Regions from separate parts of the Homo sapiens genome. Here region 1 is linked to region 2. A link is a contact called in ENCODE Hi-C or POLR2A ChIA-PET data. All regions are on one chromosome and are shown on one strand. The core of a region is the stretch at or near the end of the contact, and the rest is flanking DNA. Distances in the headings are between cores, read along the strand shown. Region 1 holds the start of DISP1 (dispatched RND transporter family member 1). Region 2 holds the start of SUSD4 (sushi domain containing 4).

The links. Hi-C counts contacts between places; a loop is a spot of excess contacts on that map. ChIA-PET counts read pairs that join two places held with the same protein, here RNA polymerase II (POLR2A). Pooled maps may share reads with other maps.
Region 1: a loop to region 2 is called in a map of naive thymus-derived CD4-positive, alpha-beta T cell, with 18 times the contacts of the local background. The contact joins the promoter of DISP1 here to the promoter of SUSD4 in region 2. A Hi-C loop is called at or near these places in 1 of 168 maps with a recorded cell type or tissue (naive thymus-derived CD4-positive, alpha-beta T cell) and 6 of 50 pooled maps. POLR2A ChIA-PET finds 5 or more read pairs at or near these places in 1 of 52 experiments (CD4-positive, alpha-beta T cell).

What each region holds. Positions count from the first base shown.
Region 1 is chr1:222,813,526-222,818,126 of GRCh38, reverse strand. DISP1 (dispatched RND transporter family member 1) reads right to left here and starts at 3,088. Exons shown (of 9, transcript NM_001377229.1): 1 at 3,049-3,088. RefSeq lists silencers at 3,128-3,227, 3,318-3,397 and an enhancer at 3,638-3,697.
Region 2 is chr1:223,362,478-223,367,582 of GRCh38, reverse strand. It overlaps SUSD4 (sushi domain containing 4), which reads left to right and starts at 3,407. Exons shown (of 9, transcript NM_017982.4): 1 at 3,407-3,526; 2 at 4,123-4,305. The coding sequence starts at 4,158.

The DNA of each region.
Region 1 (4,601 bases), core at 1,839-4,338, 550 kb after region 2:
GTTCTTCTATTCCTTAGGCTCTCAAAATTAAAAACAAAACTAATAATAACAACAAAGGTTAAGGGCAATCAGTGTGTTTTCTACAATATTTGCCATTGTGAGTTATAGCCTATCACTTTAACAGAAAAGTTCATCTACAGTGTAATGTGATGCCTCACTCAAAGCAAAACTGAGTCTATTTATATAATCCAACAAATTATGATTTAGTATTAAAAGTATTTTTAAAACAATAACCTAAACAAGAGGTTCACAGTCATAACTACATGCCTATAGGCTGGAAAATGTGCCAAGATTTATGGGATCAGATTCAGCAGAATGGACAGGGCCCTACTAACAGGACTGCAGTGATTCATCCCCTTTTGAGTCACTCTGAGGCCCAAGTCATCTTGGTCACTATTGGAGAAAAGGTCTAACTCACCAGAGGAAAAGGACAGAAAGTATTACTAAAAGCAGTCAACCCTGTGTGAGTCAACCTCATTAAGGGCCATGCTTTTCATCAGAGGCAGTGCAGCAGCTGGACCTTAAGTTAACAGATCAGCAGTCTTTCGTAGCTCCTCATCCAAAAACTGTACTTCCCCATTGTAACAAATATTCTTGATTCTATCAAGTGGCAGGAAATGGCTTTCTAACTAGAGTATGCCGATAATTGAGAACGTACTATATAATCAGAAAATTGATAACCAAAGGGCATAGAAGCAACGAGCTCAACTTAGCAAATTATTTCGTATTTTACAAACTAGAGATTAAGGAAGACAAATGTATGTGTATATGAAGACAGTGTTTTGGTTATCACTATTTTGATAGTTCTTCCAATACAGACACTGTACATATTTCAGAAATAAAAAGAAATAGTGAATCTATAAAATAGCCAGCAGTTCGCTGTACTTAATCAAAAACTGCCATTATTGGTTAAACTGTAAAATACATCTAAATCCTACGGAATAACAAAAATAATTTATCTAGAGAGAAAGCTAAATTTACTAAACAATTAGAAGAAAGAATACAATTCCAAAGATTTTCCGGAATACAGGGCAATCCAACCTCAACATACCATTCATATATATAGCTAGCCCAACTTGCCCAAGAGGGCAAGTGCTCTTGTGTTTCAACAACGAGCACTTCCTCCAACCATGAACTAATGTCTAAAGACTTGCATGCTTTCTCAAGTGCTTTATTTCTCAAAAACCATGGGAAAAGGCGGAAGAAAAATAAAATCAAGTCTTATCAGATAAACAATATTGTCTACTTAAACAAATAAGATTAAATTGAGACATATACAGAAATTAACATGGCAGTTAATTCAATTACTTTAGAGATCAGTGTTATCTCTTCATTTTGTAATTTGAAAACTTATTCAATATGCTCATTTACATGTTAAGGCACTGTTTATGTTTAGGCCTTGCTTTACACTTGTAAATATCAGCAGTCCTCCTAAACATAAGGACGTTATAACTGTGTATTTCACTCAAGCACAGATATTCAAGGCCATCAAGAATTTATAAGCTAGCAAGATATCGCAGTACCAATAAATATAAAATGTTCTAGTTTTCCTGAATTAGTTCAAGTCAGACCACCAAATCAGATCTAAAAGTTACCTGTACTAATACAGTAATTTTTAAAACAAAAACTTCTAACATTTGAAATGTGAAACACCTGAAACAAGCAAAGCAATCATCAGATCTCACCCTCCATCAGTGACAGTGTTATGATTCTTCCTAGCTACCTTGCTCACTTTGTGGCAAAAATCCAATTCACTTACTACCTACTTAAAAGCTAGGAGAATCTTTGTAATTACACTGAGTGAAACACTATATTATGTAGATTAGGAAGCACATATTAATCACATCCAATAAAACATAAATGCAAGGTAAATAATAACTAAATCAATAATTACCTTTGGTAATAATAATGAGCCCACATACCAAACACTGGCCACTGGGGAAAACTAAATGTGCTAATGTGCGTGTAACAACAGATCTTGGGTTATCAATATTTTTAAAAAACACTGACAATGGCAAATATTTATATATATATATATATATATATATATATATTTCCTTACAGCAGAAATAAAAAGGAACAGTAAAATCTTAAGAACTGCTAGTAATTTGCTGCACCCTGATGTAAAATTGCCTTTATTGGTTAAACTAAAAGACTAAACCCAACAAAATAGCTTTTAGAAAAAATGTGTTAGAAAGTTGGACAGAAAAACAATGAGTTGAAACTGCAAACATTGACAGCACTGGCTTTCCATGTGATTATCACCATAATTCTGAACGCATTTAGTTCATCCCATGACAAGGGAAATAAGACAAGCTAAACTCTGCAGGGTAGAGAAGAGTCCAAAAGGAAAACTTTGGTTGTCTTCCTTGGGTGAAGAGAACTCTCAACTACTATCAGTTTGACAAAGACACGCAGAATCTGGGTGAAGCAAGAATTCGAGCGGTCCCTAGGAATATACAATATTTTCCCGAAATCCACACGCGCGGAGCGGGATATATTTCTAAAAACAAAAAACAAACTGCATGAATTGCAAATGAAGCAATAGGAGTTCAGCATCCAATAGGTGGCTGGTCATCTTTCTGGTTCGTTAGGTCAAGACGTCCTTCTCACCTACGACCCTCAGAGAAGGACTGACTCCCTCCTCTGTAACCTCTCCCTGGAAGCCAACCTTTGCCATCTCCTGCCATCCTCTCAGTCAATCCGCCAGGACCCGGGACACGCCCCCACGAATGACTACTTTCCTCCGAGATGCAACTCTGCCCCGTGTCATCCGCAACCTCCAGTCTCAGGGCCTCTTTGGCCTCAGGGTCCCCGGTGCCTCCCTCCTCAGTCCCTAAAGGCTGCCCTTAGGGCTCTCCTGGTTCCCCGTTCTCAGTCCTGGCCCTTCTCTCAAGCCTGGGGTCCCGGATTTCCCTCCACACGCGCGGGAGATGCCGACTCTCCCGTCCCTACCCGGTCTCCCAGTCCCGCGGCGCCGGGCGGCGGCGCGCCGAAAGGCATCCACTGAGGAAACAAGTGCCTGCAACGTTCCGGCTGCGAACTCACCTCCAGTCCGGGCTCTCGGATGCTGGCCCGGAGCCGGGCTTCCGCCTGGCGCGGTCCGCGTCGCGAGCGGGACCGGAAGTCCCGCCCCTCGCCCGCTCCCGGCCCGCTCCCGGCCCGCTGGCCTCGCTTGACTACCGCTCCCCGGGAGAGGGATCGCCGGCGGCGGGCGACGGGCGGCTGGCAAGGGGCAGAGGGCAGAGGGGCTTGGCTTGAAAGGGCGAGGCAGGCGCCAAAAAAATTCCCTCTCGCGCTCCTGCTCTTTCTAGTGTATCCATCGACCAGTGTGCAAATGCTTGACCAAGCGTCTATTCTGCCCAAGCCCAGTGAGGCACAAGATGACTCAGACACTGACCTCTGTCCTCACAATCTAGTTAAAAGTTGACATAAGTAAAAACAGAAGTAAATCACGCCACAAGACAGTGTTTCTTCTTTCATTATTCAGATTATTATCACCTGCTATATAGGCCTGTGAACAACCAGGCACTGCTGTAGGGGCTGGGGATAGAGCGAACAGAGGACAGCCCCACTCTCGTGAGGCTTACACTCAGGGCGAGGAACTAGCTATAGAATAAATCGAACAGCGGCGGCTCCCTCGGGAGGCTTATGCACAGAAACAAAAATATATAAGCAATGAAACCATCAAGTGTTAGAGGCACTCTGGTGGTGCTGTAGGGAACGGTGCAATGTAGAGAGCTGGGCGGAGAAGGCTTTCTAGAAATAATGACTCTTCAATTGAGACTGAAATAAATGATGAATAAGAGTTAAAGGACAGGCACAGTGGAGAAGGGCATGCAGAGAAGAAGGACGTTATGGAGTGAGAGCTTGGCTTGTACCGGTAGCTGGCCAGGAGTTAAGCAAAGTGTCAGATGGCAGATGCAAGAGCAAGCATAATGAGAAGAGACAAGGCCAAATCATGAAGAACGTTGTGCCCTATGCTTAAAAATTTTGGACTTCAGAGACTCCGTGCAACGGAATCCGTGGGGTCATCTAAGGGAATAGACAAAACAGTGAGTCATGGGGTTGACTAGGGGGATTGTCCTAGTCATCAAAGAAAAATAATACATCATGAATAGCATGTTTTATCCTTGAGGGTGCTTTCTTGAACTGCCATACCCAGATGTAAAGGCAATAGACGGCTACCACAACCCTATAAAGGCAGGACCACAAGGGATCATACCCCTCAGGTTGCTGCATTGAGCAAATCACCCCAACCAACTGAGATGCTAACTGAAGTCACAGGGAACTATGGAATGGGCCCAGAAGAAAGAAGCTTCAACACCAGCTACAGTAATGAGGACTGTTGCATTTTTTGTTTGTTTTCTTTGCTACCAGTGTTTAATAAATACTCTCTTGCACACCAAGCCCTTTCTTTGCCTTTTTAAAAAGGAATGGTATAATACATACATTTTTCTTTTTTTCTCCTTTTGCCAGCAAAAGGCCATACATTGCAATATATGGAGATAGGATTACAGTAGAAGAAAATGAGGAATGGATATCGTGTAGAAAGTCTGTACTTAGAGGGCATAACATCAACTCTAAGTGAAGTAAAAGGT
Region 2 (5,105 bases), core at 2,158-4,657:
AGCAATGGCAACAAAAGCCAAAATTGACAAATGGGATCTAATTAAACTAAAGAGCTTCTGCACAGCAAAAGAAACTACCATCAGAGTGAACAGGCAACCCACAAAATGGGAGAAAATTTCCACAACCTACTCATCTGACAAAGGGCTAATATCCAGAATCTACAATGAACTCCAACAAATTTACAAGAAAAAAACAAACAACCCCATCAAAAAGTGGGCAAAGGACATGAACAGACACTTCTCAAAAGAAGACATTTATGCAGCCAAAAAACACATGAAAAAATGCTCACCATCACTGGCCATCAGAGAATTGCAAATCAAAACCACAATGAGATACCATCTCACACTAGTTAGAATGGCAATCATTAAAAAGTCAGGAAACAACAGGTGCTGGAGAGGATGTGGAGAAATAGGAACACTTTTACACTGTTGGTGGGACTGTAAACCCGTTCAACCATTGTGGAAGGCAGTGTGGTGGTTCCTCAGGGATCTAGAACTAGAAATACCATTTGACCCAGCCATCCCACTACTGGGTATATACCCAAAGGACTATAAATCATGCTGCTATAAAGACACATGCACACGTATGTTTATTGCGGCACTATTCACAATAGCAAAGACTTGGAACCAACCCAAATGTCCAACAATGATAGACTTGATTAAGAAAATGTGGCACATATACACCATGGAATACTATGCAGCCATAAAAAATGATGAGTTCACGTCCTTTGTAGGGACATGGATGAAATTGGAAATCATCATTCTCAGTAAACTATCGCAAGAACAAAAAACCAAACACTGCATATTCTCACTCATAGGTGGGAATTGAACAATGAGAACACATGGACACAGGAAGGGGAACATCACACTCTGGGGACTGTTGTGGGGTGGGGGGCGGGGAGAGATAGCATTGGGAGATATACCTAATGCTAGATGACGAGTTGGTGTAGCGCACCAGCATGGCACGTGTATACATATGTAACTAACGTGCACATTGTGCACGTGTACCCTAAAACTTAAAGTATAACAATAATTAAAAATAATAATAATAATAACAATATGTTATGCTGTAGTTGCCCTCCAAATGCTTGTCTTCTTCAGCTGAATTAATAGAAGCAAGTTGTTTAAAATACAGAAAGCAACAGTACCGGCCTGTACTGGTCAGAACCCACAGAGGGAAAGTAGGGCCTCTTTCTGGAAACAAACTTTGATTGCTGGGGGTGGATATCATTGAGAAACTGGGTCAGAGAAAGGCCACAGGCTGGTGAAAAGTCTGGGAATCGTCGCACTGAAGGAAATGGCTATGCGTGACCCAGAGAAGAGAAGACTCAAGGGAACACGAAGCCATCTCCAAAGCCATGAGATGCTCTCTTAAGAAAGAGGAATTCTATTTAGCTGCGTGGGCCCACAGAGGAGAGCCAGAATCAGTGGGTAAAGGTTTCAGGGAAGTAGATTTCAGTTCAATATAAGAAAGACTTTTCTAAGAGACCTGCTGGCAAATATAAACAGGCTACCTTGATGAGTATTCAGTGAGGCTGAATGACCACTTATTAGAAATGTCAGAGAGGAAACTCAAGCATAGATCCCATGTTTGGATCAGATAAACTTGAATGTTCCTTTCAGTCCCAACATTCTCTGTTAAAATTAGATTGTACTCCAGCCAAAGAACAGATTTCAATGGCACTTAGATATATCTCTTATAATTGTTAAGAACATGTGCATGGTCAACAAATATTTCTGACCGTTGTTGATTTGGTGGATATTTAAAAAGATTTAGAAAATTTACTAAGAAAGAAAAATGGAATAAATATACAAACTGTAGAGGACAGTCACAGGACCTTGGGAAGGTGGATGGTCCCCTACTAAGATTTTGGGGTCCCAAAGTACAAGCTGTAGCAAAACTGGACTTGTGCTAGTCAACATCTTGTTTATTTTGTGCAAAGCTGCCATCTCAATTTCACACACACGCAAAAGCAAAAAACAAAATAACGGAGCTTGACTTATCTACTAAAAGCTAATCTATCCTGAAAGAATGTGTTAAAATTACTCCCAGTAAGAGCTGACACAGTATAAAAGCTGTAATTTCCCAACTACCATCAGTATGTGAGATTTTGGGAAAGTCGATAGAAGCAAAGGATGATTTAGTAGCTGTATCAGGAACATAGTTTTCATATCCACAAATTGCTACAGAATCATGGAGTGTCACTGGCTCTAAAGCGCTGCCGGTGGACGCCACCTCATTAGCTGACACCTCTTAATCACTGTGGCTGGAATGTGGGCTTCCCTATCTTGAAACCGACCGCGGGCGATCAGAGCCGGCGGCGAGTGAGAGCTGCAACCACTGCGGGCTGAGCTCCGACACCAGAATCGGCGCAGAGACAGGGGACCGACCAGGCCAACTCTCTCCACTTGGGGCTGGGAGGGCAATTACCACCGACCCCCTTGGCTTCCCATCTACGACCCCGGAAGCCTCCCCTCCTCCAGGTACCCAACCTTCTGCGTGTCACCAATCACCCGCTACCCCCGCCTCCCCGCCCCCGGGAGCGCCTCCCAGGCCAAGGCTCCGAGGGCCCCGCGCATCTCCAAGACCGGACAGGGGTCCTCACTCGCAACACCTGCGGCTGGCAGAGGGAAAATACCAAGGGTGTGGGGGAGGGGGAGAGTGTCTCTCAGCCGCCTCAGATGGTCCTTCGGGCTCCCTGGGGACGCGCAGAGCTTCGGCGGAGATGGGAGCGGGGAGGGGTTAACGCGGGAAATTAAGAGACTCGGGCAATTGGCGGTGCTCAAGTTAACCGGGTCTGTGGCGAGAGTTCTGGGGTTGGGAGCTGCCGGCCGCGCACTCGCCCCGGGTCTGCAGCCACCGCCGCGGCGGTAGTTCTAGGGCGGAGCGCTCTCCCGCGCCGCGCCGCGGGCTGGGGGCACCAGAGGCCGCGCGGAGGCCGGGGCGGGCACCTGAGCTGGCGCGCAGCCGGGGCAGGGGCTGCAGTCCAGCGCCGGGGAAGGGGCGACCGAGCTGCGTGCGTGTGCAAGACCGGCCGCCGGCGCCTCGCGCCCCGACAGGTGCAGGCGCGCGGGCTTCCCATTGGTCGCGGCGGCGGGCCCCTTTCCCCGTCCCCGCCCTCGCCAGTCTCCGGCCACGCCGCGGCGCCGGCTGGGTTGGCAGAGGCGCGTGCTCGCGCGCCCGCGCACCCCTCGCCCCGTCCCCGCCCCCCCACTCACCCCGTCCCCACCCACTCCCTCTCTCCGCGCCGCCGCCGCCGCGCGCTCGCGAGTTCAGGTAGCGGGCGCGCGGGCGCCTCCGCGGGGGCGCGCGGCCGGGCTCCCGTCCTCCCCCAACACCCGCCCGCTCGGGGGCGCCTGGGGAGGGAGCGCGCGGGCGGGGGAGCTGGAGCCGAGCGCCGCCGCCGAAGCTTCCGTCTCGCTCGCTCGCGCAGCGGCGGCAGCAGAGGTCGCGCACAGATGCGGGTTAGACTGGCGGGGGGAGGAGGCGGAGGAGGGAAGGAAGCTGCATGCATGAGACCCACAGGTAAGACCGACAGTCCCGGAAGGGTCTTCCATTCCGAGGAGGCGCGCGCAGGCCGGGGAGGGGGAGTTGGTGCCTGGTGCAGCTCCCCAAGGGAGAATTTTTTTTTTTTTTTTGACAGCGCAGAGAAATCTCACTGGGGACTGGGGCAGTAGGATCGATCCCAATCCCGAGGAAAACCAGAGAAGTAGCTGGGGGAGACGGTGCCACATTGTGAGATTCCCAGAGTGAAATGTATAGGCCCAGGGAAAAGTGTCTTCGCGGCCCCGAGACGCGGGGAGGCTCTAGACTTTCCTGTGGTGGGCACAGCTGCTGAATCCCGGGGACCGGCGCGGAGCCAATGTGCGCTAACCCCTGCCCTCCCTCCTGTCCTCCATCCCCCAGCACGCGCAGCATCCCACGGCGGCTGTTACTCAGTGCACCCGGCTCGGGGGAAGGCGGGGGACCTCGCCGTGGGAAAGGGGGCGGGGGCCGCGCGGGGGAGGAACCAGGATGGAGCCTGGGAAGCCGAGGCGCCGGGTCCCAGAGCGGAGGAGGGGGAGCGTGGCCCCCGAGCCCGGACAGACTGGCTTATTGTGGTGTTCCGCTTCTGGTTGCAGACTCTTGCAAGCTGGATGCCCTCTGTGGATGAAAGATGTATCATGGAATGAACCCGAGCAATGGAGATGGATTTCTAGAGCAGCAGCAGCAGCAGCAGCAACCTCAGTCCCCCCAGAGACTCTTGGCCGTGATCCTGTGGTTTCAGCTGGCGCTGTGCTTCGGCCCTGCACAGCTCACGGGCGGTGAGTGACCCAGCTGTGGTGGGAGGGCCTGGGGATGGCCCAGAGGGGAGAAAGAGCCTAGCTGCCAGGACAGCCCTGCACCCCTCCCCCATACACCCAGACTTCAGGAGGATCTGACAACGCGAGGGTGCCTGCGTCCCAGCCTATGGCCGCCCTTCTCCGAAACCGCTGGAGTTCCCTGAAAATTCCCATGTGGAGCCCGCACAGATTCACACACCCACATTCTGTCTGGAGCTTCCCACCAGCCTCCGGGCCTGGCTTCTCCCAAGGAAAGACAATAAAGCCTGGCCCATTATTCCCACTTTGGCCAAGGAAGCGGGGGCGGGGGGGGGAGGGGTGGGGGGTGGGGGCAGTGGGGAGTGGTGTATTTGTGGACCTCTTGCCAATGCCTTCAGCAGATAGAGGTCAGATTTCAGCCTCTGGATTTAAGCAAGAGTTTAAGAACCACCTTTGAGAATGTGAAGGGTCTGGAAACGTGGTCAGACTGGCTGCGGGGCAGGTTTATTTGAAAGTTAACTTTCCCTTCCCCTGTGTGTGCAGCATGTATGTGTATGTTGGGGGCGTGGAGGAGGTGCAGAGGTATTCTTTCAGGTGTGCCTCTGACAGATTGCTTTGCTCATCGAGGTATGATTTCAGGGAATAAAGTCAGTTGCTCTTCTATGAAGTAGAAGTTAGCTGAAATAAAATTGATAGCCTCAGCCTCCGTGGGCGGCTAATCTATAACATATTTGGTTCTGGGGGAGGGGTATCTTTTAGTTGTGGTAGAGGAAGACAGATGGAGTTCCTGTCTGAATTTGAGA